Linked DNA regions of Homo sapiens: regions 2, 3, 4, 5, 6 and 7 are each linked to region 1. The links are chromatin contacts, found by Hi-C or POLR2A ChIA-PET in ENCODE. All regions are on one chromosome and are shown on one strand. The core of a region is the stretch at or near the end of the contact, and the rest is flanking DNA. Distances in the headings are between cores, read along the strand shown. Region 1 holds the start of TNPO2 (transportin 2). Region 2 holds the start of PRKCSH (PRKCSH beta subunit of glucosidase II). Region 3 holds the start of ECSIT (ECSIT signaling integrator). Region 4 holds the start of SWSAP1 (SWIM-type zinc finger 7 associated protein 1). Region 5 holds the start of DCAF15 (DDB1 and CUL4 associated factor 15). Region 6 holds the start of LDLR-AS1 (LDLR antisense RNA 1). Region 7 holds the start of TMED1 (transmembrane p24 trafficking protein 1).

Evidence for each region. A loop is a pair of places that touch in the nucleus more often than their neighbours do. ChIA-PET counts read pairs that join two places held with the same protein, here RNA polymerase II (POLR2A). Pooled maps may share reads with other maps.
Region 2: a pooled map shows a loop between it and region 1 (22-fold over the local background). The contact joins the promoter of PRKCSH here to the promoter of TNPO2 in region 1. A Hi-C loop is called at or near these places in 2 of 37 single-sample maps with no recorded cell type and 9 of 50 pooled maps.
Region 3: a pooled map shows a loop between it and region 1 (5-fold over the local background). The contact joins the promoter of ECSIT here to the promoter of TNPO2 in region 1. A Hi-C loop is called at or near these places in 6 of 50 pooled maps. POLR2A ChIA-PET finds 5 or more read pairs at or near these places in 2 of 52 experiments (CD8-positive, alpha-beta memory T cell and H1).
Region 4: a loop to region 1 is called in a pooled map, with 4 times the contacts of the local background. The contact joins the promoter of SWSAP1 here to the promoter of TNPO2 in region 1. A Hi-C loop is called at or near these places in 6 of 50 pooled maps.
Region 5: a pooled map shows a loop between it and region 1 (5-fold over the local background). The contact joins the promoter of DCAF15 here to the promoter of TNPO2 in region 1. A Hi-C loop is called at or near these places in 1 of 50 pooled maps. POLR2A ChIA-PET finds 5 or more read pairs at or near these places in 2 of 52 experiments (HEK293 and activated CD4-positive, alpha-beta T cell).
Region 6: a loop to region 1 is called in a pooled map, with 23 times the contacts of the local background. The contact joins the promoter of LDLR-AS1 here to the promoter of TNPO2 in region 1. A Hi-C loop is called at or near these places in 7 of 50 pooled maps. POLR2A ChIA-PET finds 5 or more read pairs at or near these places in 2 of 52 experiments (RWPE1 and activated CD4-positive, alpha-beta T cell).
Region 7: a pooled map shows a loop between it and region 1 (12-fold over the local background). The contact joins the promoter of TMED1 here to the promoter of TNPO2 in region 1. A Hi-C loop is called at or near these places in 1 of 168 maps with a recorded cell type or tissue (naive thymus-derived CD4-positive, alpha-beta T cell) and 7 of 50 pooled maps. POLR2A ChIA-PET finds 5 or more read pairs at or near these places in 1 of 52 experiments (activated naive CD4-positive, alpha-beta T cell).

The regions. Positions count from the first base shown.
Region 1 is chr19:12,722,161-12,725,483 of GRCh38, reverse strand. It overlaps TNPO2 (transportin 2), which reads left to right and starts at 1,552. Exons shown (of 26, transcript NM_001382241.1): 1 at 1,552-1,715; 2 at 2,119-2,235. RefSeq lists enhancers at 1,165-1,781, 1,782-2,400, 2,453-2,602, 2,401-3,018, 3,019-3,323 and a silencer at 3,103-3,192.
Region 2 is chr19:11,433,937-11,437,374 of GRCh38, reverse strand. PRKCSH (PRKCSH beta subunit of glucosidase II) reads right to left here and starts at 1,740. Exons shown (of 18, transcript NM_001289104.2): 1 at 1,669-1,740; 2 at 1,179-1,334; 3 at 870-986. The coding sequence starts at 1,257. It overlaps ODAD3 (outer dynein arm docking complex subunit 3), which reads left to right and starts at 2,254. Exons shown (of 13, transcript NM_145045.5): 1 at 2,254-2,602. The coding sequence starts at 2,359. RefSeq lists enhancers at 1,183-1,402, 1,653-2,062, 1,636-2,135.
Region 3 is chr19:11,527,083-11,530,447 of GRCh38, reverse strand. ECSIT (ECSIT signaling integrator) reads left to right here and starts at 1,314. Exons shown (of 8, transcript NM_016581.5): 1 at 1,314-1,386.
Region 4 is chr19:11,372,851-11,376,382 of GRCh38, reverse strand. SWSAP1 (SWIM-type zinc finger 7 associated protein 1) reads right to left here and starts at 1,717. Exons shown (of 2, transcript NM_175871.4): 1 at 1,454-1,717; 2 at 214-870. The coding sequence starts at 1,702. The coding sequence ends at 367. RefSeq lists enhancers at 988-1,037, 1,058-1,137, 1,368-1,417, 1,638-1,707 and a silencer at 1,808-1,887.
Region 5 is chr19:13,950,309-13,953,937 of GRCh38, reverse strand. It overlaps DCAF15 (DDB1 and CUL4 associated factor 15), which reads right to left and starts at 1,429. Exons shown (of 13, transcript NM_138353.4): 1 at 1,294-1,429. The coding sequence starts at 1,425. It also overlaps a transcript of PODNL1 not described here. RefSeq lists a silencer at 1,207-1,346 and an enhancer at 2,007-2,056.
Region 6 is chr19:11,087,660-11,091,089 of GRCh38, reverse strand. It overlaps LDLR-AS1 (LDLR antisense RNA 1), which reads left to right and starts at 1,431. Exons shown (of 1, transcript NR_163945.1): 1 at 1,431-2,022. It overlaps LDLR (low density lipoprotein receptor), which reads right to left and starts at 1,627. Exons shown (of 18, transcript NM_000527.5): 1 at 1,475-1,627. The coding sequence starts at 1,541. RefSeq lists enhancers at 287-466, 184-777, 778-1,373 and a silencer at 537-796.
Region 7 is chr19:10,834,160-10,837,676 of GRCh38, reverse strand. TMED1 (transmembrane p24 trafficking protein 1) reads left to right here and starts at 1,465. Exons shown (of 4, transcript NM_006858.4): 1 at 1,465-1,668; 2 at 2,324-2,421; 3 at 2,560-2,743. The coding sequence starts at 1,486. It also overlaps a transcript of C19orf38 not described here. RefSeq lists enhancers at 1,191-1,290, 1,056-1,692, 2,330-2,967.

The sequences.
Region 1 (3,323 bases), core at 303-2,802:
CAGCCTGGGCAACAAGAGCAAAACTCCACCTCAAAATAAAAAAAAAAAAAAAAAAGGAAAAAAGGCCAGGCACGGTGGCTCACACCTGTAATCCCAGCACTTTTTGGGAGGCCAAGGCGGGCAGATCACAAGGTCAGGAGTTCAAGATCAGCCTCGCCAATATGGTGAAACCCTGTTTCTACTAAAAATACAAAAATTAGCTGGGTGTGGTGGCGGGTGCCTGTAGTCCCAGGTACTCGGGAGGCTGAGGCAGAATAGCTTGAATCCCGGAGGCGGAGGTTGCAATGAGCTGAGATCCCACCATTGCACTCCAGCCTGGGCGACAGGGCAAGACAGTGTCTCAAAAAAAAAAAAAAAAAAAAAAAAAAAAAAAAAAAAAGAAAGAAAGAAAGAAATAGGAAAACTGGGCCGGGCACAGTAATCCCAGCACTTTGGGAGGTCGAGGCAGGTGGATCACCTGAGGTCAGGAGTTCAAGACCAGCCTGGCCAACATGGCAAAACCCCATCTCTATTAAAAATGCAAAAAATTAGCCTGGCGTGGTGGCAGGCGCCTGTAATTCCAGCTACTCGGAAGGCTGAGGCAGGAGAATCGCTTGAATCCGGGGGCGGAGGTTGCAGTGAGCCGAGATTGAGCCATTGCACTTCAGCCGGGACAATGAGAGCAAGACACCATCTCAAAAAACAAAAAAACAAAAAAAGCCAGGCGCGGTGGCTCACGCCTGTAATCCCAACACTTTGGGAGGCCAAGGCAGGCAGATCATGAGGTCAAGAAATCAAGACCATCCTGGTCAACATTGTGAAACCCCATCTCTATTAAAAAAAATTAGCCGGGCGTGGTGGCGCATGCCTGTAATCCCAGCTACTCGGGAGGCTGAGGCAGGAGAATCGCTTGAACCCGGGAGGCGGAGGTTACAATGAGCTGAGATCGCGCCACTGCACTTCAGCCTTGTAACAGAGCGAGACTCCGTCTCAAAAACAAAACAAAACAAAACAAAGAAATAGAAAAACAAAAACAACAAAACAACAAAAACCCAAAACCTTGTCCTGATTCAACACTCAAATTCACCAGCTGGAGAGGAAGAAAAAATTCCGTGACCACACAAGGGCCAACAATGTGGACCACACATGCAGCAGGGGCTACTTTGTTCTGCCCCAAGGCTTGCGGAGGGCCGCTGAAAATTTGCCATATTATATGAAGGGGGTGAACCTTAACAAATTGTCTCCTGCATCCCAAACTCGCTCCCCATCTGATCTTTATCTGGGGCAGCCCCCAAATTTGACCAGAAAGCTCTTATCGTTCACACTCGCTCCAGGAACCCCCAAATCCAGCCCCAGCTCCCCAGTCTCACTCTTCTGCTCCCCATGCACCTCGGTTGGTCTAGAGACCCTCCTGCCAATTTGAGTCTCAGCCAAAACCCCAAAGCGCGGCGACCCTGGCGCATGGCAGGACGGGATTTGTAGTTCCAGGGCTTATCGGAGGGTGGGGGAGAGGGAGGCCTTTACGCATGCCTTGGTGGCGGCTTTCTGCACGTGTTTCTCAGCCCAGGTTTCAGTCCAGCGGAACTGGCTACCTCGGAATCCCAACTGCTCCTTTAGGGTGTCTTCCGCGATTCTCCGAGTGGAGTTAGGCGCCTGCCGACACTTCCCTAACCTTGGAGGCCCGGGACTTGATTTTCATGAATGAACGGAGCCGGGACTGACTTTGCCTACGGCAAGTGGGTTGAGATAGCTGTTCCCCTCCTTCAGGCAGGGGCAAAAATTGACCTCTGCCTCTCTCGAGGGTCAAAAAGTTCCTCAGGGCAGGGTGGGTTGTTCTTTGGGATTAGAGCTGGTGAATTCATTAAATATCGGCTTAGGGAGGGGCTGAATACAGTAAAAGAACAGCCTTGAGCCTTGGAGGGTAAAGCCACGTTTTTAAGGAACAATTCAGAGCTGGCCAGGTCATGCTTAACTTGGATGATCTCTAATCGCGCGAACTGCTCTTATACCCATTTGACAAGTGGGGAAACTGAGGCTTCAAGTGGCAGGAGGTCTCCCACTTTGTTATCGGCAGGGCAGGGAGGGGAAACCAAGACGCTACAGGGTCTCCAGCTTTTTACCATCTGCTCCTCTCTCAAGAGAAGGAAAAACGGTGCCCTACTGTCTTCAGACGTCGCAAGGATCAAGAAGATTTCTTTCTTCATGACCCTGCCCTTGCCAGAATTTCCTGCGCTGTTCCACCTCATTCAACTTCAGGTAGGGAAAGGGATTAGGCGTGGTTCAAAGTTTATTTTATTAGTTCATTTCGTTTTATTCAAAAATTTATATCCTTGTGGCTTTTTCATCTCCTTGTAAAAACTATCAAACAGTACTGGAAAATAATGCAAAAAGTGGCAGAGGCTTCTGTAGGAACCCGGCTTGTCTCAGGCACTTACTTTGTCCTGCTTTCTTTCCTTTGTCTCTGGGGTATAAAGAGCACGCTCAGCTCTTTCCTTGCGCACACACAGCGTACTCCTCCCAAGTACCTCTGGATGGGGGAAGGGAGGCACATTTCAATTTTTAGTGGAGGAAGGTGACAAGGAGGGTGCTGGCTCTGGCCGAGGGGTTCCTGGATCCATCACACACAAAGTCCCCACGCGCTACCAAACTCCTGGCTCCAGCTAAAGAGCTTGCGGTCAGGTCAGTGAAAGATGCTGGGAAAACGAGACACTGGGAGGACCGGCTGGCTAGAGAGGCCAAAGAAACGGCAACTCTTTGGTCACGTGACCGGACCTTGTCTCAGCCCGGGTTTCCCAAGTGCCAGGGCACGTGTGAAGGTTGAACCTTCCGATTGGCTCGGCGGGACCAGTTTGAACGGAGTACGGGAGCCGCGGCGGCTCACCTACGGCCGCGTTTTTCTTTTTTTTTTTTCTTTCTTTCTTTTTTTTTTTTTTTTTTTTTTTTAATTCTCTCTCTTTGGCTCCCTCCTTCCGCGCGAGTCTCTGGAGAAGCCGCAGCGCGAGTTGCCGCCGCTGCTGCCCGGGGCCGGGTAAGTGGGCCTCACTCAGAGCCCGACCCTCTTGGCCCCGGCTTGCGTCGACCCCCGCCGGGCACCGAGCCTGCGCCGCGCGCGGCCCGGGCGTCGGGGCCGCGCCCGACCGGGAAAGGCCGGGAAGCCGGTTGGGCCCGATCCTCCTGGCAGCTAGAACGGGCCGGGCGGGGGAGGGGGGAACCGAGCAGAGCTTAGGGGGTGGGGCCTCGGAGCCAGGCCATGTCGGGGCTCCTCAAGAAGAGGGCCAGTGGGACTGCTGGGGTCGGGCTGGAGGGGATCTGATTGGGGGAAGCGTCTGGGGACTGCTTGGGGC
Region 2 (3,438 bases), core at 491-2,990, 1.3 Mb after region 1:
CATCTCAAAAAAAAAAATTAAAAACAAAACAAAACAAGGCCAGGTACGGTGGCTCACGCCTGTAATCCCAACACTTTGGGAGGCCGAGGCGGGTGGATCACAAGGTGACGAGATCGAGACCATCCTGGCTAACACAGTGAAACCCTGTATCTACTAAAAATACAAAAAAAAACTAGCTGGGCGTGGTGGTGGGTGCCTGTAGTCCCAGCTACTCAGGAGGCTGAGGCAGGAGAACGGTGTGAACCCGGGAGGCGGAGCTTGCAGTGAGCCGAGATGGCGCCACTGCACTCCAGCCTGGGAAACAGAGCAAGACTCCGTCTCAAAACAAAAACAAAACCAAAGACACGGTCTCATCCAGGCACGGTGGCTCACACCTGTAACCCCAGCACTTTGGGAGGCCAAGGCAGGAGGATGACTTGAGCCCAAGAGTTCCAGGCTGCAGTGAGCTACGATCATGCCACTGTACTCCAGCCTCAGCAACAAAGCAAGACCCTGTCTCTTCAAAACACACAAAAACAAAAAGCCAGGGTCTCCCTTCACCTCTGTCTCCTGCTGGATTGCTCTTGGCCCCACCCTGTCTCCCACTTCTAGGGGTTTGCCCGTGTTGACCCCTCCATCTGCAGCACCTTCGGGATTCAACTGAAACCTCACCTCCTTGGAGGAGCCTTCTCTGACCCCGAGGCTTGGGAGGAGGACGACTCTGGGCTCCTCCAGCTGCCCGGGGCCATAACACTGACCACTGACTTCTGAGCTTGTTTCTGCCCACTCAAAGGGGAGCCAGCAGAGGTAGTATCTTGGTCACACAGACAGGGCCTGGCACTGAGCAGTGTTCAATAAACATCTGATGGATGAACAGAGAAAAGGCTCACCTGGCTCGTCAGAGCCATCTTTGCAGTCGCAATAGTCATCGTTGACCTGATCAAATGGGATGGTGGCCGAACCGTCCAGGCAGGTGAAAGGCTTGGACTCATCGTAGAAGTGATGATCTGCGGGGTACAGGAAGCTCAGCCCAGGGCAGGTAAGCGCCTTCTCCACCAAATACCACCTCTGTCCTCCCATCCCCACCAGCGGAGCACTACCGGGAAACTGAGTCAAAAGGCTGTAAATGCCTATCCCTAAGGCCCAATGTTGGCCCCTCCCACCTCCAGCCTGGCGGGAGGGTGAACAGGAGGACTCACTGGTGAGGGAGACGCCCCGGGGCCTCTTGACCTCCACGGCCCAGCACATGGGTAGCAGCAGCAGCAGCGGCAACAGCATCTCACCAGACGCTCTGAGGCCCGAAACGGGTTCTGTGGGAGGAAGCCTACAGCGGGGAGATGCGCTGTGTCTTCACGCTGCAGGAAGAAAGCGGATCCCGGTCAGTGGGAGAGGGCTACTTCCAGCCAATTGGATTCCTCCATCGCTTCCAGGCAATGAGGCCTCACTTTGTTTCCGATATGGGGGCGAGGGGCAGCGATCTCCCCAATCCTGGCCAGTCTCACTTTGCTCAAATCAATGGCGAGGATCTCAAGATCTCAAAACCTCCGCTCCCTGTGCCCAATTGTGACCCAATTCCCGCCAACAGACCAAAGGGATTAACAGCCTCCGCCGTCCACACCCACACATGCACCCTCCGGTTGCCCCCTGTAAGAAACTGAGGTGCCCTCCCACCCGCTCGTTCACACCTACACGAGGCCGGAGCAAAGGTCAGTATCCACCGCACCCCTCTTGTCCAGCAGCCGCGGTTCCTGCTGCAGAAAGAAAGCGGAAATTTCTGGACCCCGTCACTTCCGGTCGTACGTTCCGCACCGGGAACGGAGACTCAGGGTCGCCATGTTGGGAGAGGCAGGAGTGGGGGCGGTGCCAGAGCCGAGACGGCCATCTTGGGCAGGACTGTGAAACCTTAGAGAGGATAGTTCTGAGGGCTAGCTCTTAATGGCGGCGCAGCGTACCTCCATCTTGGGAGTGGCGGCTTCTCAAGCCGGAAAGAAAGTTCCTGAAAAATGCCCGCGAACCCCCAGGGGCGGGATAAGGTTGGGGGAGGTAGGGAAACGGAATGAGCACGTGACCCCAAAGTGTCCAGACCCTCCGTCCTGCGGCGCGGCTCTACCCCGCCCACTGTTGGGACCGCCCCTCTATGCAGCCTCAGCCAATGAGAACGCAGTGTCAGCCACGGAACGCGGGTGATCTCCATGGAAACAGTGGAGAGAGACGGGGAGGCGGTTACCTGGCAACCGAGAGATGCGGAGCGCAACCACCTAGCGGTCGGAAAGTGCATTTTTCAGAGCCCTAGGAATCCGAGCTGACGGATCCCTGACAGGGGCGACTGACTCCTAGTTATCCCCCTAACCCCTAGGGGCCTTCAGCCCCAACCCCATCATGACATCTCCTCTGTGCAGGGCGGCCTCCGCCAACGCCCTGCCTCCTCAGGACCAGGCTTCGACGCCCTCTTCCAGGGTCAAGGGCAGGGAGGCTTCGGGCAAACCCAGCCACCTCCGAGGCAAGGGCACAGCCCAGGCGTGGACCCCAGGCCGTTCCAAGGGAGGATCCTTCCACAGAGGTGCAGGGAAGCCCTCTGTGCACTCTCAGGTGGCTGAGTTACATAAAAAGATACAACTGTTAGGTAAGATGGCTCCAGAGGGTACAGAGGGTCAGGGGTCAACAGTGCCCATCCAATCTTCATGGTGTGACAAAGGTATTTCTCCAGCATGAGTCTAGGTAAACCGTTTCTGGGCAAAAACTCATACTTAGTTCATGTTTTTCCTTCTCTGTCTCTTAAAACTTCTCATGGGTTCAGAACCGACTGAACTGTACTTCATACTTTCTTGTAATTTATTTTCTCTATTTTTTTTTTTTTTTTTGGCAGAATCTCACTCTGTTGCCAGGTGGGAGTGCAGTGGAACGATTTCGGCTCACTGCAACCTCCGCCTCCCGGGTTCAAGCGATTCTCCTGCCTCAGCCTCTTGAGTAGCTGGGACTACAGGCACACGCCACCACGCCTAACTAATTTTTGTATTTTTAGTACAGAGGGATTTCACCATATTGGCCAGGGTGGTCTCAATCTCTTGACCTCCCAAACTGCTGGGATTACAGGCGTGAGCCCGCCTCGGCCTCCCAAACTGCTGGGATTACAGGCGTGAGCCACTGCACCCGCGTTTTTTTTTGTTTTGTTTTTTGTTTTTTGAGACAGGGTCTTGCTCTGTCGCCTAGGCTGGAGAGCAGTGGCATGATCTCGGCTCACTGCAACCTCTGCCTCCAAGGTTCAAGCGATTCTCGAGCCTCAGCCTCCTGACTAGCTGGGACTATAGGTGCGTGCCACCACACCTAATTTTTATATTTTTAGTAGAGACTGGGTTTCACCATGTTGGCCAGGCTGGTCTCGAACTCCTGATCTCAAGTGATCCACGGCCTTGGCTCCCAAAGTGCTGGGATTACATGTGTGAGCCACCGCGCCCAGCC
Region 3 (3,365 bases), core at 65-2,564, 1.2 Mb after region 1:
GCCTTCCTTCCCGGGGGACACTGTTATTGCCAATAGCCCATTTTATGTGCTTATCCACCTTAGTTATTAACAGCCTAAATCTGGTGCTTTCTGGGGGAGACCAGGAGCCCCCATTACTCAATCTCACCTCGTTTTATCCCATTTCCTCCAAAGACTCCACTCCGACCACACAGAGTCTTTGCTGTTGTTCCCAGTGCCAAAAGCGTTCCCCAGATATCCAGATGGCTCACTCACTTCCTCCGGCCTTTACTCAAAGGACACCTCACTGAGGCCTTCCTATTTATTTATTTACTGAGACGGAGTCTCACTCTGTCGCCCAGGCTGGAGTGCAGTGGTGCTATATCGGCTCGCTGCAACCTCCACCTCCTGGGTTCAAGCAATTCTCGTGCCTCAGCCTCCCGAGTAGCTGGGATCACAGGAGCACGCCACCACGCCCCACTAATTTTTATTTATTTATTTATTTTTTGAGACAGAGTCTCGCTCTGTTGCTGAGGCTGGAGTGCAGTGGTGTTATCCTGGCTCACTGCAACCTCCGTCTCCCGGGTTCAAGCGATTCTCCTGCCTCAACCTCCCGAGAAGCTGGGATTACAGGCACCCACCACCATGCCCTGCTAACTTTGTATTTTTAGTAGAGACGGGGTTTCATCATGTTGGCCAGGCTGGTCTCGAACTCCTGACCTCAGGTGATCCGCAGGCCTCGGCCTCCCAAAGTGTTGGGATTACAGGCGTGAGCCACCGCGCCCTGCCCTATTTATTTATTATTACTATTTTTAGAAACAGGGTCTCACTCTGTTGCCCAGGCTGGAGTGCAGGGGTGCAATCATGGCTCGCTGTAGCCTCGACCTCCAGGGCTCAAGCGATCCTCCCGTTTCAGCCTCCCGAATAGCTGGGACTATGAGCATGCGCCATCATGCCCAGTTAATTTTTAAATTTTTTGTAGATAAGGGGGTCTCGCTATGTTGCCCAGGCTGGTCTCGAACTTCTGGCCTCCCAAAGTGCTGGGATTACAGGCATGAGCCACCGTACCGGCCCCCTTTCACTTTTTGTTTTTTTTTAATTCATTTTCTCATTTCAGCCGCTGGGGCCTGCGACTGGATTCATAGACTATGACTCCCAAGTCCAGCCTCCCGGGCCATTTCAAGGTTCCCAGGTCTGGAGTGCGTCTTGCCTCATTAGAGGCTGGGCCTGGCTCGTTATGAGGCGGGTCCCAGATCCTTCCGCCTTCCTATTGGCCCACCTCGCGTTGTGGGCGGGACCTATTACACCAGCTTTCTTGATTTGCTACCTCCCTGGAGCTCCCTGACCCGGACGCTCTCTGGGCCAATATGGCAGCGCCCAGCAACAAGACAGAGCTGGCCTGGAGTCCGCGGCTGGCCGCGTGAGTAGGTAGGTCGCGCGCGGGTAGGCGAACGCGAACTGCTGGGCTGCAGGCGGGCCCTTCAGGACCCGGCAGCGCGAGAGGGCAGCCCTGGAGGGACCCAGCTGCAGGGCCAGGGCGCCATGACCTTTCGTAGTGGGGGCGGGGACGCGCTGGGAAAGGCCGCCTGTCTTGTGCCAGCCGCCTCACGCCCCCAGTCTCCCATTTTGCAGATGACCTCGCGAGAGGTCACGCCGCAAGTCGGCAACCGGGCAGGATTTGGAATCCGCGTCTGCCTTTTTCCCCCAAGAGACCCAGAATCCTGGCAGCCGGTTTCAAAGCTGTTGTACGTACACCATACCTCGGGGTTCAGATTTATAGGTGTTTTTTTGAAATTGAGGCTTGTTTCCGTTCAGTTGTTACTCGTTAGGCATCTGTCATATACCAGGCACTGTCCTTGGTGCTGGAGACACAGCAATGAGGAAGATAGATAAAAATCTCTCATCTCCTGGGGGAACCAGACTTTGAACAAATTAGAAATAAACGAAACAGGTGATTTCAGATACTGATAAGTTACTAAAAATGCGTTAATGGTGTCGGGAATTTCGCTTGAGCCCAGGAGTTTCGAGACCAGCCTTGGCAACATAGCAAGACCCTGTTCTCTACAAAAAATTATCTGGGCGTAGTGGTGCACGCCTGTAGTCCTAGCTACTCGGGAAGCTGAGGTGGGAGGATTGCTTGAGCCCAGGAGGTTGAGGCTGTAGTGAGCCGTGATTGTGCCACTGCACCCCAGCCTGGGCAACAGAGCAGGACCCTGTCTCCGAAACAAAAATTAATAGGGTGATGAGGGCTTTTAGAATGTGGGGAATGGGAGATGGTCAAAGAAGACCTTTCATTGAAATGACCAGAGACAGCTGTGGGCAGATCTGGAGGAAGAAAGCTCTAGACAGAGAGAAAAGCAAGTACAAAGGTTCTGAGATGGGATAAACTTAGTTTCTTTCAGAAACAGTGTAGCTGAAGCTGCCAGTGGTAGGAGTTGAGTTTAGAGGGGTAGACCCTATCTGATTTTATTTATTTATTTTTATTTTTTAGAGACAGGATCTCACTTGTTCGTCAAGCCTGGAGTGCAGTGGTGCAGTGCACTCCATAGCTCACTGCAGCCTCAAACTCCATGGCTCAAGTGATTCTCCTGCCTCAGCTTTCCCAGTAGCTGGAACTACAGGTGCACACCACCAGGTCCAGCTAATTTTTTAAAATAATTTTTGTAAAGATCGTGTCCTGCTATGTTGTCCAGGCTGGTCTTGAACTCCTGGGCTCAAGCGATCCTCCCCACTTGGACTTCCAAAGCACTAGGATTATAGGCATGAGCCACTGCTCCCTGGCTATTTATTTATTTTTAGAGACAGGATCTCAGTATGTTGCCCAGGCTAGAGTGCAGTGGCTATTCACAAGTGCAGTCATGGTTCACTGCAACCTCTAACTACTGACCTTAAAGGATCCTCCAGCCTCAGTCTCCTGAGTACCTGAGATGACAGGCATTCACCACCATGCCTGGATAATTCTTAATTTTTTTGTAGAGATGGGGTCTCTCTATGTTGCCCAGGCTGGTCTTGAATCCCTGGGCTCAAGTGATCCTCCTACCTTGGTCTCCCAAAGTGTTGGGATTACAGGCATGAGCCAGTGTGCCCAGTCTCTGATTTTAAGTGTGATATGCCGTTAGCGATTTTAGGCAGAAATCACTAATTTTAGTTGATTTATTTATTTATTTAGCGATGGAATCTCGCTCTGTCGCCCAGACTGGGGTGCAGTGGCACAATCTTGGCTCATTGCAACCTCCACCTCCCAGGTTCAAGTGATTCTCCTGCCTCAGGCTCCCGAATAGCTGGGATTACAGGTGCCTGCCACCACACCTGGCTAATTTTTGTATTTTTAGTACAGACGGGCTTTCACCATCTCGGCCAGGCTGGTCTTGAACTGACCTTGTGATCCACCTGCTTCAGCCTCCCAA
Region 4 (3,532 bases), core at 468-2,967, 1.3 Mb after region 1:
TACAGGCACCTGCCACCACACCCAGCTAATTTTTTTTGTACTTTTAGTTGATACAGGGTTTCATCATGTTGGGCAGGCTGGTCTCCAACTCCTGACCTCTGGTGATCTGACCGCCTCAGCCTCCCAAAGTGCTGGGATTACAGGCGTGAGCCACCACGCCTGGCCTGAAGCTCTTTTTATAAAGTTTAAAGCAATGAAACTATAAACAACATATTGATTGGGTAAAATATATACAAGATAATGCTATACTTTTAAAAGAGAAAAAGCACTTTACATTGTTTAGGTCTTTGGATCTGCATATGTCCCTGAGGTAAGTATTCCAGCCATGGGAAACTGAAGCACAGAGAGGTAGTCACCCACCAAAGCTCAGGGCTGGCCTCCAGAGCTTGAACCCTTGCCTGAGCTGGGGTCACCAGCCTGGGTGGGCCACGGAGCGATCATCATTTCTCCATCTGATCGGAAAGTCACCCACCACTCTGTTCTGGGGCCCAGCCCGCCTGGCTCCAGGCAGGCTCGGAGGCCGTGCTCTCCTGGACCTGGTGCATCTGGCTGCAGCCAGCACTGGGCAGGAAAATACCGCTGGAGCAGTGCCAGGTGCAGGACGTCCCCACTACCTGCTTCCTCCTGGGTCTGGAGGGCCACCATGAGCCCACAATCCCGGCCAGGCCCAAGCCGGTGGCTGAAGTGGGCAGCTGTGTCTAGAAGTAAGGCAATGAGGTAGGCGGCTTCCTGGGGCTCTGGGTCTTCCGCTAGGTACTCTTCTAGGCCGTCGAGCAGCAGAAGGGAGGGGGCTGGCCCCGGGGCCTCATGGGCAGAGCACAGGAGCCGGAAAAGCTCTCGGGTTGAGGGTGGGTACTGGAAGCGGATCTTCTAGAAGGAGAAACAGAAGGAAAGGGCCGGATTCAGCACAGGAAGCCAGACTCCTTAAAAGTAACCCTGCCTCCTTGCATACTTTCCTTGGTTCCAGGATGAACCAGTTCAGAGCTGTTAAATATTCTTATATTCGCCCGTTTTTCCAGCACTCATCACTGCCGAGTATTAGTTGAGGGCAAGCCATTTTTGCTTGTTTGTTTTTGGCCAAATCTCTAGCGCAATTTTTCCACGGAAAACCCTCCCCCAGCATTCTCGGTCTGACCCCATCCTTGACACTAACAGGAACCAACTCAGGTCCAGAATGGACCCAAGCTTAGCCCCGCCCCTTGATGGGCCGGACTTCAATCTCTGGGCACCGCCTCTTGCTAACACCGCCCATCATTGGATGGGCTCTCACTTCAATCTTAACTAAGCTCCGCGTGGTGCCACTCCTCACTCCGCCTGCCTGACTCCGCCCCATCGTGGCTGCCCTGGCTCGCTCTTCCACCGTCCTCTCCATTGGCTTGTCTACCTGTTACTCAATATCCCGGATCTACTCCACCATTGGCTAGAACGCCTCTGCTCCCACCCCCACGGTTACCTGGAGTCGCATTGGGTCTAGAGTCGTTCCGGTCCCGCGGGGCATGCTTTGAAGAGGCCTTCGTGTCAGGAAGAGGACTGGGCCTTGGCCCTCCCCCGCCGCCTCTAGGGCCGCAGCAAATAGCAGCGCTGTTTTTCCAGATCCTGGTGTACCGAGCAGCAGCAAAGGCGGTCCGGCGGCAGGCATGTTCTCCTCCCCGGACCAGGCCGCACCGCCCCTGGTTAGCACCCGCCTCAGCGTCTCCGCCATTCGCCGCGTAGCTCTGACCAATCGGTGGCTCGTTCCCAGCCTTAGTCCCGCCCAAGCCGTGGCCGCATCGGTACAGTTCACTTAGTTTCTCTATTGGTCTAGGAATCTGTCCATCAAAACTCGATTCCTCAGGTGAATGGGCAAATGGTTAGAACCTATGCGGAGGAATGGGTGCATTCGAGGGAAATAAGACCCTTCCCTGAGGGAGGCTGCTGGGGGAACCAGCACGAATACTATTATTGTCAGCTAATCAGACAAATATAAGGGTTGAAAGTTGGAGGAGTAGACCAGAATGAGTGACATATTATTTAAAGGCTCCTAGCCTCAGTTTGCCCTGCTGTAAAATGGGGCTTATGATATCTCAGAGGAGTATTGTGATCGGCATGTATTTGTGTGTGGTTTTGCTGATGTCATCCAATGACAACTGAGAGTTTTGGAGAGGGGGATGAGCTGTGTGCTTGTCTTTCTGTGCACCTGAGTATGGGCCGGAGTGTGTGTCTGGGGACACAGGCTCGTGGACAAAACATCAACGGCCATCCCCGAAAGTCTGTGAGATGAAGCCTCTCAACTTACTTCCTCACTGGCTAAGGGGTTCTGTGGGGCCGCCTTTGTGGTACGGGGGGAAGGCAGGACCGCAGGACAAAGAAGGAAGCAGGAGAGATAAAGAGACAGGAGCTGGAAGACTGAAGGAGAGATACAGCAGGGACATTGTCTTGTTCACTTCTGTTCTCCAGTACCGAGAATAGCACCTAGCACATTTGTAGGTTCTCAAATACGTGCTCGTTAAGACAATGAAGGAAGGGAGGTGGGATTGATGAGAAACAGGGAGAAAGGGAGGAACAAAGTGAATGATCGTGATCCCTGGCTGGATCTTCTCACCCAGACTTCGCCCCAGAGCTGCCACTCACGCCTGTGTTGCCCTGGCAACCTTGTCTCCTGGTAACTCCAAAGTGGTGCCGTTGCCTGGAGACCCAGGGGCAGGGAGAAAGTGAGATTTCCTGGGCTTTCTCTCTCCCTCTGGGACCAGAAAACAGCTCCACGACATCCCCCAACACACCCACTCACACAGCTGGGCTCACTCACACCCCTCTACACACACACACACACACACACACACACCATGGCATCTCTGAATATATTCTACTTTCAGAATCCCCATCATCCACATGCTCCAACCTTGCCCTATCCTGACACAAAGCATCCCATACAAACTCTGTCCCACATTCATCCCCCACACCCTTTCTCTTGCAAAACACGCAACTATGACATTGCCACTACACACACAGACACACACAGTGAAGCACACCGATACACTGCGCTGTCAAACACGCCACCTCAGCCCCCATCCCCCAGCAGATATACAACGCATGATTCACCTCACATTTCAACACTCCAAATGCACATACAGGCCAGGTGTGGTGGCTTATGTCTGTAGTCCCAGTGCTTTGGGAGGCCAAGGCAAGAGGATTGCCTGAGGCCAAGAGTTCAAGACCAGCCTGGGCAATGTAGGGAGACCCCCATCTCTACAAAATACTTCAAAATTAGCCAGGTGTTGGCCGGGCGCGGTGGCTCACGCCTGTAATCCCAGCACTTTGGGAGGCCGAGGTGGGCAGATCACAAGGTCAGGAGATCAAGACCATCCTGGCTAACACGGTGAAACCCAGCCTCTACTAAAAATAGAAAAAAAAATTAGCCAGGCATGGTGGCAGGCGCCTGTAGTCTCAGCTGCTTGGGAGGCTGAGGCAGAAGAATGGCGTGAACCCGGGAGATGGAGCTTGCAGTGAGCCGAGATCGCGCCACTGCACTCCAGCCTGGGCGACAGAGCGAGAC
Region 5 (3,629 bases), core at 180-2,679, 1.2 Mb before region 1:
GACCTGCACCCATCTGTTCCCAACCCACCAGCCTTCAAACAAGGGGGCTCCTCCTCCCCGGGGCAGCTCTGGCCTCTGCTGGGGGCCAGTCGAGGCAGATAGAAGGGTGAGCCTAACCAATGACCCAACGCCCCCTTCCCAATTAACTACCGCCTTCCAACGGAATCCAAGGGAATCCCTCATCCCCAAAACTTCACCGCGGAAGGATCTGCGGGGACTGACAGGCAGAAGCCAGGCACAGGGATATCCGAACAGCCTCAGTCTTGCTACCCAACTCTGCCTTCAAGACATTCCAATCTGATGGGAAGAGTCCTGTCTGGGAAGCTCCCTGTCTGATGGGAGACAGCCCTGTCCACATGGAGGTCTCAGTCTGACGGAGGAAACAGCCTGGCCAGCCAGGCCCAGGCCGACAGGGGAGACACAGTCCCTGCCCAAGGAGCTTCCAAGCTAAGGGCGGAACCACAGCCAAGCCCAGGGAGCTCCCAGGCTAAGGGCGGAGACTGTCCCAGCCCAGGGAGCTCCCAGTCAAAAGGGGGAGACACAGCACTGCCCTTACAAAGCTACCAGCCTCACGGAGAAGGCGCAGTCCCTGTCCACAGAGACACAGCCTTGCCCCAGTTACTGCCCACCTGCAAGAGATCCACATTTCTGCCCTCCAGAGCTCCCAAACTGATGGGGGAGAGAGACATCATCCCCCAGCTCTGGGAGTTTCCAGTCTGATGGAGGAGACAGAGCCTGCTTCGGTAACTCTCACTCTGCGGGGGAAGACTCAGCCCTATCCAGGGAGCTCCCACACTTTCAATGGGGAGGCCCACCCAGGTACTGGAACTCCCAGCTCATGTGTGGTCGGGGCTTGGGCAGGGAGAGGAACATCAGGCGGAGGAAGCCCAAAGCCAGCGGCAGGGGCTCTGCAAAGGGGGCGGGAAGGTTCCATTATGGAGCAACCATGGGAGCAGAGCTTTGAAAAGCCTGGATCGCCCCCTTCCTCCTGATTCTCCCTGCGGCCTCTGGGGTCGCCTCCCTCCGAGCCCCCTCCCTGGGGCCCCGCCCCCAACCCCCTCCATCCCAGCCCCTTTGCCGGTCACCCGACACAACCACCTGCATCCAGGCCCCCAACTGAGCCCCCTCCATCCAAGCCATCTCCCCCGGGCCCCGCCCAGGCCCTGCATCCGAGCCCCCTCCCCTGGGGCCCCGCCCCCAACCCCTCACCCCGCGAACGCCCTCCTCCCTCCGCCTCCCTCGTCCCTACTCCCCACCCTCCGGCGCGCTCCCCACTCCGGCTCCAGGCCTCACCTTGACCCGCTCCAGCTGCTTGAGGACGTGCTCCCGCCGCCGCCCTGCTGCCCGCTTCCCTCCGGCTCCCCCGGGGCCGCCGCCGCCGCTCCCAGCCCCGCTGTTCCGCTCCGATTTCGAGCTGGGCGCCATTTTCACCCCCTCCCTCCACTTCCGGAGCAACCGGCCCCTTCGCCCCACCCCTGCCGCCTCCTCATTGGTCCTTTTTCGGGACAGCGGCCCGCCGGTTGGGCGAAAGCCCGCACTCGCGCTATGCCTGTCCATCAAAGCCATCTCGACTCTTGATTGGTAGCGACAGTAACAGCCCCCGCGGCCCGTTGCCGTATTCCCGCCCCGCCTTAAGGACGTACCACTCGGAGGTCCCGTTTGTTCGCCCTGCCCAGATAACTTTGATCTGATAGGTGAATATCTCTGTCTGTCTCAACGGCGTCACGCCCCCTGTGGCTGGCGGGTTTCCATGGAGACCACAGGCGGTCCAGGCCCTTGGGCGGGGCGACGGGAGCCTGTGGTCCACCAAGGCTCGAGAATCCTCAGCCCCGGGCTGCCCGCGCCCGGTCCAGGTGGGCAAAGGCCTGACGAGCATACTTGGGCGGCAGAGCCAGGCCGAGGAAAGAGATTTACAAAAAAGGAAAAAACGATGGGATTCGATGAAAGCTTGTTTCCGATGGGCGGGTTGGTGGGATGATGGTGGTGATAATGATAGCATCAATCATGGATCGCTCCACATGTGACAGACACGGTTCTGAGCTTAAACAGTTCGATGTGGCAGGGCCCTGTTGTGCCAATTATGCAGATCATAGCAATAAAAATAATTGTTGAAGGTCCGCTCCGTGCATCATATTCGTATACATTACCTCATTTATTTTATTTTTTTAGACAGAGTCTCACTTTGTCACCCAGGCTGGAGTGCAGTGGCGTGATCACGGTTCACTGCAGCCTCGACCCCGGGCTCAGATGATCCTCTCACCTCAGCCTCTCATGTAGCTAGGACTACAGGCGTGCGCCACCACGCCTGCCTAATTTTTTGTATTTTTAGTAGAGACGAGGTTTCACTATGTTGGCCAGGCTGGTTGCGAACTCCTGACCTCAGGTGATCCGCCCGCCTAGGCCTCCCAAAGTGCTGGAATTACGGGCATAAGCCACCGCGCCCGGCCTAATTTTTTGTATTTTTTGTAGGGACGGAGTTTCACCAAGTTGTCCAGGCTGGTCTCCAACACCTGGGCTCAAGTGATCCTCCCACCTCTGCTTCCCAAAGTGTTGGGAGGACAGGTGTGAGCCCCCACCCCTGGCCAGCCCATTTAATCCTCTGAACAATCTAGAAGATAGTTTTTTTTTATTGTCTTCATTAAAAAAATTTTTTTTGTAGAGATGGGGTCTCACTATGTTGCCCAGGCTGCTCGAAAACTCCTGACCTCAAGGGATCATCCCGTCTTGGCCTCCCAAAGTGCTGGGATTACAGGCATAAACCACTGTGCCCAGCTGATTTCAAGGGTTTTAGGAGTTATGTACTAGAAAACCTAAGACCAAAATATGGTTTTTTAAAAATATATCACAACACAATATCACAACATATCTTTTTTTTTTTTTTTTTTTTTGAGATGGAGTTTTGCTCTTGTTGCCCAGGCTGGAGTGCAATGGCACAATCTCAACTCACTGCACCCTTCACCTCCCGGGTTCAAGCAAACGATTCTCCTGCCTCAGCCTCCCAAGTAGCTGGGATTACAGGCATGTGCCACCATGCCCGGCTAATCTTTGTATTTTTAGTAGAGACAGGGTTTCACTATGTTGGCTAGGCTGGTCTCAAACTCCTGACCTCAAGTGATCCACCCACCTCACCCTCCCAAAGTGCTGAGATTACAGGCGTGAGCCACTGCGCCCGGCCATCACAATGTATCTTTAGCCAAAGGTTCCCCTGCTTCTTGCATACCCTACGTCCATGGAGAGCAAAGCTGTCTCCAAGACAGTGGGGACACCTGGCAGCTACTGCCTTAACCAAGTGATCAAAATCAACATCACCAGTGATAAGTCATACTGACATCACGGACCCCAGCTATGTGATAGGGAGGACATTTGTAACTGTCTGATATTATCCCCAAACCTAGAACCTCAATCTAACCATTAGACAACATCAGACATTTATCCCAGATTGAAGAAGGTTCTCAAAATACATGACCAGGCCAGGTGCGGTGGCTCATGCCTGTAAGCCCAGCACTTTGGGAAGCAGAGGAGGGAGGATCACTTGAACCCACGAGATCAAGACCAGCCTGGGCAACATGGCGAAACCCTCATCTCTACAAAACATCAAAGAAATTCACTGACTCTACTGGCACACGCCT
Region 6 (3,430 bases), core at 182-2,681, 1.6 Mb after region 1:
AAGCTCTAACTCAGGATCATGCACTAACCAGCCTCTTGTGGAAATCTAAAATCTAATCCATTTCACCCAGAGGAAAAATCGCCGCTTGGACAGCTGAACCGAAGCCATTCACAGCCTCTGAAGAAGCGAGGCCACCCCAGGGGGTCGGTCCCGGGGGATAGCTGCCCCACCGTGGCTGAAGATCTCGGCTGCAGACCAAGGAGGGGCGGGGAGATTCTGAGGCAACGTTTCAACCTCGTAAGGAACCGAGGCCTTGAGGGTGGCCGGGGGCCCCTCTGTGAACTTGATCGGGGCTGGTGGGGCGAGGGCGCCCCCCAGGACAAGGTGGGGACGGAGGTGTCGCCACAGAGCACAGCGGAAACCGGGGACTTCGCCAGGAGGGCCCAGGATAACGGAGGGCGACTCGTGTATGTCGCGGAGGCGGCTCCGGGGACCCGGGACTTGTCGTCGCCTTTGTGACAGGAACCGCGGAGGAACGCCAGGCCTCCCCTGCATCCGCCTCGCCCCGGACAAGGTGAGGCTCAGACTTCCGCGCCAGCCCCGCCCCGCTCGTACACAAGCCCCGTCCTCCCGACGCCCGCCTCCGCCTCCACCGCCTCACATTGGACAAGGGGAGTGGCTCGAGGGTGGCCTGTTGGACTACACCCAATGGAATTCGGGGGGCGGGCCAAAGGGGCGGGGGCAGGGGCGGGAGGGGGTGGCCCCCGTCCCGGAGCACGCGGCGGAATCCCGGGACTGCACCCAACTCAGGATGGCAGTGGCGCCCTGGGGTCGCGCAAAGCGGATCGGGACCCCTGAGCCCGCGGTGACCTCCAGGCTGGACATCCGGGTCTCCAGTCGCCCTCGCCCCCAGAAGGACTTAAGGCGGGGGTGGGAGTGATCCCTTGTTTTAGGACTGGAGGTCCCCACACCCAGCTCCGAGTTAGAAGAGAGGGTCCCGGCCGGGCGCGGTGGCTGACGCCTGTAATCCCAGCACTTTTGGGCAGATCACCTGAGGTCGGGGTTCGAGACCAGCCTGGCCAAAATGGTGAAAACCCGTCTCTACTAAAAATACAAAAATTAGGCGGGCGTGGTGGTTGGGCGCCTGTAATCCCAGCTATTCGGGAGGCTGAGAGAGGAGACTCGCTTAAACCCGGGAGGCGGAGGTTGCAGTGAGCTGAGATCGTGCCACTGCACTCCATCCTGGGCGACAGAGCTAGACTCCGTCTCAAAGAAGATGCGGTCCCTCACCCTGTGGAGACTTGGGGGACAGCGGTGCCCCGTTTCCCTTAAATCCCTCAGACTCCTCCCGACCCTCGCGCTCCCCTCAGCGCCCCCCTCCAGCGCCCCCTCCAGCCGTTTGGGAAGGACCCCGTGCCATTACCCCACAAGTCTCCCAGGGATGGAGTGATTATTTGTACCCAAAAAAATAAATTCCCAAGGGCCCCCCGGGGGCTCCCTCTCAACCTATTCTGGCGCCTGGAGCAAGCCTTACCTGCAGTCCCCGCCGCGGCGAGGAGCAAGGCGACGGTCCAGCGCAATTTCCAGCCCCAGGGCCCCATGCTCGCAGCCTCTGCCAGGCAGTGTCCCGACCCGGATCACGACCTGCTGTGTCCTAGCTGGAAACCCTGGCTTCCCGCGATTGCACTCGGGGCCCACGTCATTTACAGCATTTCAATGTGAGGTTTCTAGCAGGGGGAGGAGTTTGCAGTGGGGTGATTTTCAAATGTCTTCACCTCACTGCAAGAGGAGGAGTTTCGAACGGCCGATGTGACATCGGCTTTTTAACCCGTGAAGCTCTGATTCCCACTCCAGTCCTTCGAAAGTGTCGCCAGGGCAGGCGACTTGATTTGTTGTATTTGGGTCTCCGGTGAAGAGCTGACGCCCCCTCAAAATTGGAAACGCATCTTCTGAAAGATCCTCCTGAAATTTCTCGATGTTTAACTGTTAACATTTTGCTGTTGTTGTCCACAGAAGGATAACAACAGCCTTTCAAGATCCTCCAATAGCCTAATGCCATTGTCCTCTCTGCCTCAAAAGGAAAACACTAAAAATGTTGGGAACTTCCGCCACTTTCTATATTTGCCTTTTCCTTTCTAGGAATTGTGTATAGATTTTTAGCTTCCTTTCGTTGTATATTGTTTTTACATTGTTATTCCAAATCACCTAATAGACACTGATCAATCAGGAATTTAAATAAAATCTTCACAAAAGTACAGCCAAAAAAATATTTTTTGTTTTGTGGGATCCCGCCTTTGGCTGAGTATAAACATCTGAAAAATCAATTGTACGGATACCTGGAGTCTGGACGTAAATATTGATTTCTCCCCTTAGGAGAAGGAGTTGAACAAACAGAAGGGCGGTTTCCTCTCCCTCAAAGCAAAATCAAAACAAAACAGGGCTTTCACAGTTGAACTTGAACCCCTAAGCCACAGAGAGCTGGTGGAGACCAACTTTTAGAATTGAGTCTCTTTGGGGACTCATGGGGTTGCCAGAGGCCTCTTGCCAAAAAGGCACATGTGAGAAACTTGCCTGAACCCCACACAGGGCTGGGCAGTCTTGGCGGTTCCCCCAGGAATAAGCTGGATTTCTCTGGGATTTTGCAAACTGACTTTGGCAGGCAGTGCTAACCTCTCAGCAGGATTTTAGGGAAACCTAGGAGACCAGGCAGAAAAGGGACAAATTGAACTCTCAGAAGGACAAAAAAAAAGATTAATCAGGGAAAATAATTTTTTAATTATTTTTATTATAATTTTTTAAATAATTATTTATTATTTATTTATCATTATTTCCAGCTGTCACTCAGGCTGGACTGCAGTGGCGTGATCACAGCTCTCTGCAGCGTCAACCCTGGGCTCAAGGAATCCTCCCACCTCAGCCTCCTGAATAGCTAGGACCACAGGAGTGCACCACCATGCCCAACTAATTTTTAATTTTTTTTTATAGATGGGGTCTCACTATGTTGCCCAGGCTGGTCCCAAACTCCTAGCTTCACTCAATCCTCTTCCTCTTGCATCATGATGCCTCTCAAATTGCTGGCTTTACAGGCATGAGCCACTGTGCCCAACCCAGAAGAAGAAATTGATGATAAGAATTTTTGGCAGTTAAGACTCAGTTTCAGAATTCGGCCTTGGACAGATAAATTAGCTTTCCCAACCTGTAAAGGGGCCATCAAAATGCTTGAACCTACTTGGCAGGCTCAGTGTCAAGGTCAAATTGAAATAATTAGCGGGCTGGGCATGGTGGCTCACGCCTGTAATCCCAGCACTTTGGGAGGCTGAGGCAGGTGGATCACGAGGTCAGGAGATCAAGACCATCCTGGATAACACAGTGAAACCCCACCTCTACTAAAAAAAAATACAAAAAATTAGCCGGGCGTGGTGGCGGGTGCCTGTAGTCCCAGCTACTCGGGAGGCTGAGGCAGGAGAATGGCGTGAACCCGGGAGGTGGA
Region 7 (3,517 bases), core at 216-2,715, 1.9 Mb after region 1:
AATTAGCCAGGTGTGGTGGCACGTGCCTGTAGTCTCAGCTACTCGGAAGGCTGAGGCAGGAGGATCGCTGGAACCCCAGGAGACGGAGGTTGCAGTGAGTCGAGATCGCGCCACTGCACTCTAGCCTGGGCAACAGAGGGAGACTCTGTCTCAAAAAAAAAAAAAAAAAAAAAGGAAAAAAAAATTAAAAAAAAAAAGAAAAAAAAGAAAAGGAGTCACCCGTTCTCCACTGTTACTTCAAATTGTCCAAGCAGTGAGTGTAAATGATAGAAAAAGTTGGAGTGAAAAGGAATACCAAACTGATATTACAAAGAGCTACTTCCCCAAATTCTCCAAATGCAGGAAAGTGCTGACAACAGCCAGCTGTATTTGAGGGATCTTTGTCATCACCTGCCAACCTTTTCCGGGTTTATCTTTGAAGACTAAACATCTCCCTGTACACAGTTTATGTTTAGACGGGAACCAAATAACAGATTATTATTTACTGAGGGCCTGTGATGTCCCACGCACTGCGGAAGCAAGCACTCAACAAGCATTTCACGTATCCTAAAGACAGCCCAGTAGCGTAGGCCTATTATCCCCATTTTGCAGAAGAGGAAACTGAGGCTCAACAGAGGGAATGCCTCAAGTAATGGGTGGGGCAGGAGCTGAACCAGGCAACGTGGCTCCCAGTCCCACACTGTCCTTATCTCTTCCTACCTGGGCTGTCGTTTTTCTGACCCGAGGCTACTGTAATGGCTCTATTTACCTGCTGGCCCTTGAGTCTGAGACCCTTGGGGTGCATGGTGGGGCCACGCCCCTCCACTGTCTATAAGCCAGGAAAGCTGAGCACTCAATATGAACCAAGCCTCATCTCAATTCTCACAGCCGCACTACAGGGTGGTCGTTCCATCACTCCCGACTTACGAGGAAACTGATACGCTGATGCCTCTAAGGCGCAAAAGGCGTCGAACCTGGACCACGCTCACAGAGCAAGCAAAACACGACGCCACAGGTATCTCCGCCCCGCCCCAGCCCTTTTATAGGCGAGCCCTACGGGTCGCGTACAGGGCCACGCCTAGACGCTATTTTTGGGTCCACTCCACCACGTCGGTCCCGCCAAAGGTTGTCACGCGCGGCGCACTCTGGGAAAACCACGTGGAGGTGACTAAAAAGGACCCTGCCGCCTGTAACTTTAGTTGTCTTAGCTACTGCCTACAAAAGATGCGCCATCATGGCACTTATTTTTGTAATTTTCCTCCACCAGCGGCCGAGAAGAGAGCCGAAGCCTTTGAGAAAAATATTCCCAGACGGTTGAGTGTTTCTGGGCACATCAGGCATTCATTCGGGCCGCCTGCCCTCTAGTGGGGGGGTCCTTCACTCCTGGCACCTCTGGTTACGGACAACATACAGAAGCCACTGCCAATGAGCTCCGCCGAGTAGCACCGGGGCAGGGCTAGCGCTTAAAGGAGCCGCGACCCCTTTGCAGACCAGAGGGTGACCCGGATGATGGCGGCCGGCGCGGCCCTAGCCCTGGCCTTGTGGCTACTAATGCCACCAGTGGAGGTGGGAGGGGCGGGGCCCCCGCCAATCCAGGACGGTGAGTTCACGTTCCTGTTGCCGGCGGGGAGGAAGCAGTGTTTCTACCAGTCCGCGCCGGCCAACGCAAGCCTCGAGACCGAATACCAGGTAGAGGGTCGCGGGCTGGGCGGCCAGCAGAGTCAGGGAGAGGGGGCGTGGCCAAGCGGTCGAGGCGAGGCGCGCTTTAGGAGGAAGGGGGAGGAATCCGTGCTTGGGAGCGCGGGGGCGGAGCTAGAAAGAGATGGACAGATGGGGCGGGGACGGTGTGTGGGAGCGGAAGGGGAGGGAGTAATGAAGCAGGCGGGGCTAGAGTAAGAGATCCAGAGGGGGCGGGGCCATCGATAAGTATAGGGAGCCTCTGAGAGGACAGGACTCTGGCTGGTGGGCGTGGCGATAGTGCTGATAGGTCAACTGCGGGGGCGTTGCCCACACAGGCCTTTCTCGGGGGTTAGACTAAGGAAAAAGGCTGGGCCTATCCTCTTTCGGAGGCGGAGCCAACCAGGGGCGTGGTCAGGTAAACGTCCATTAAGTACTTTTGGTAGGTGCGTGGTCAGCTGAAAGTATGGACCCCAAGCTGTCATATCAATGAGGGTGGAGGCAAGGGGCGCAGCCACTGGGACAGGTTGGGGCGGGTGTGGGTGTGCCGCCGTTCAGGTAAGCCCTTGGTGGTCTGTATTGATCAGTGTTGGTTCAGCCGTAGCCCTCTTCGGCAGGCGCCCTTGGCCTACCGCTAGCCCTCCACCCGCTCTTACCTGCCCCCCAGGTGATCGGAGGTGCTGGACTGGACGTGGACTTCACGCTGGAGAGCCCTCAGGGCGTGCTGTTGGTCAGCGAGTCCCGCAAGGCTGATGGGGTACACACGTGAGTTCAGTCTTGATGCCTGCCTGGGTTCAGTTACAGCCCTGCCCTTCCCAGGCGGCCTCAGGTTACCGCCCTGACTGCCCCGCTGAGTCGGCTGGCTGGCCACCCTGGGTCATGTCTGTGTGTCTGTCTGCCCAGGGTGGAGCCAACGGAGGCCGGGGACTACAAGCTGTGCTTTGACAACTCCTTCAGCACCATCTCCGAGAAGCTGGTGTTCTTTGAACTGATCTTTGACAGCCTCCAGGATGACGAGGAGGTCGAAGGATGGGCAGAGGCTGTGGAGCCCGAGGAGATGCTGGATGTTAAAATGGAGGACATCAAGGTGTGTCCAGGCTGCGCTGGGGCCACTCCTTCCAGATCTCTAGGATTCACCTGGGGTGCCCCCCTTGGGCTGACCCAGCCTCCCCTCCGTAGTTGTGCCCTCCAACTGAATTATAGTAAGAGTAGCAGCTCTTAAAATAAGTAGTTCATTTCAGGCCGGGCACGGTGGCTCACGCCTGTAATCCCAGCACTTTGGGAGGCTGAGGCGGGTGGATCACCTGAGGTCAGGAGTTTTGAGACCAGCCTGGCCAACATGGTGAAACCCCGTCTCTACTAAAAATACAAAAATTAGCCGGGTGTGGTGGCGGGCGTCTGTAATCCCAGCTACTCAGGAGGCTGAGGCCAGAGAATGACTTGAACCCAGGAGGTGGAAGTTGAACCTGGGAGGCAGAGGTTGCAGTGAGCCGAGATCGCACCATTGCACTCCAGCCTGGGCAATAAGAGCAAAACTCCGTCTCAAAAAAAAAAAAAAAAAAAAAAGTAGTTCATTTCTAGGTATAAACCCTGGTGTAAAGGTTTAAGGAACTCATATCATAAATAACTCATACCGTAAATCTCCAAACCACCTTGTGAAGCAGACCCTGTGCTCAAGTCATCCCCATTTTACAGGTGGAGAAAGTGAGATACAAGATGGCTGAGCAACTCACGGCCACACAGACCAACTAGCAGAGTTGGTATTGAACCCATGCTGGTTTCAGCAACTATGCTCTTAACCACAAGCAAATATGTTCTGTACATTTATTAGTATTTTAATTAACTACTTATTTATTTATTT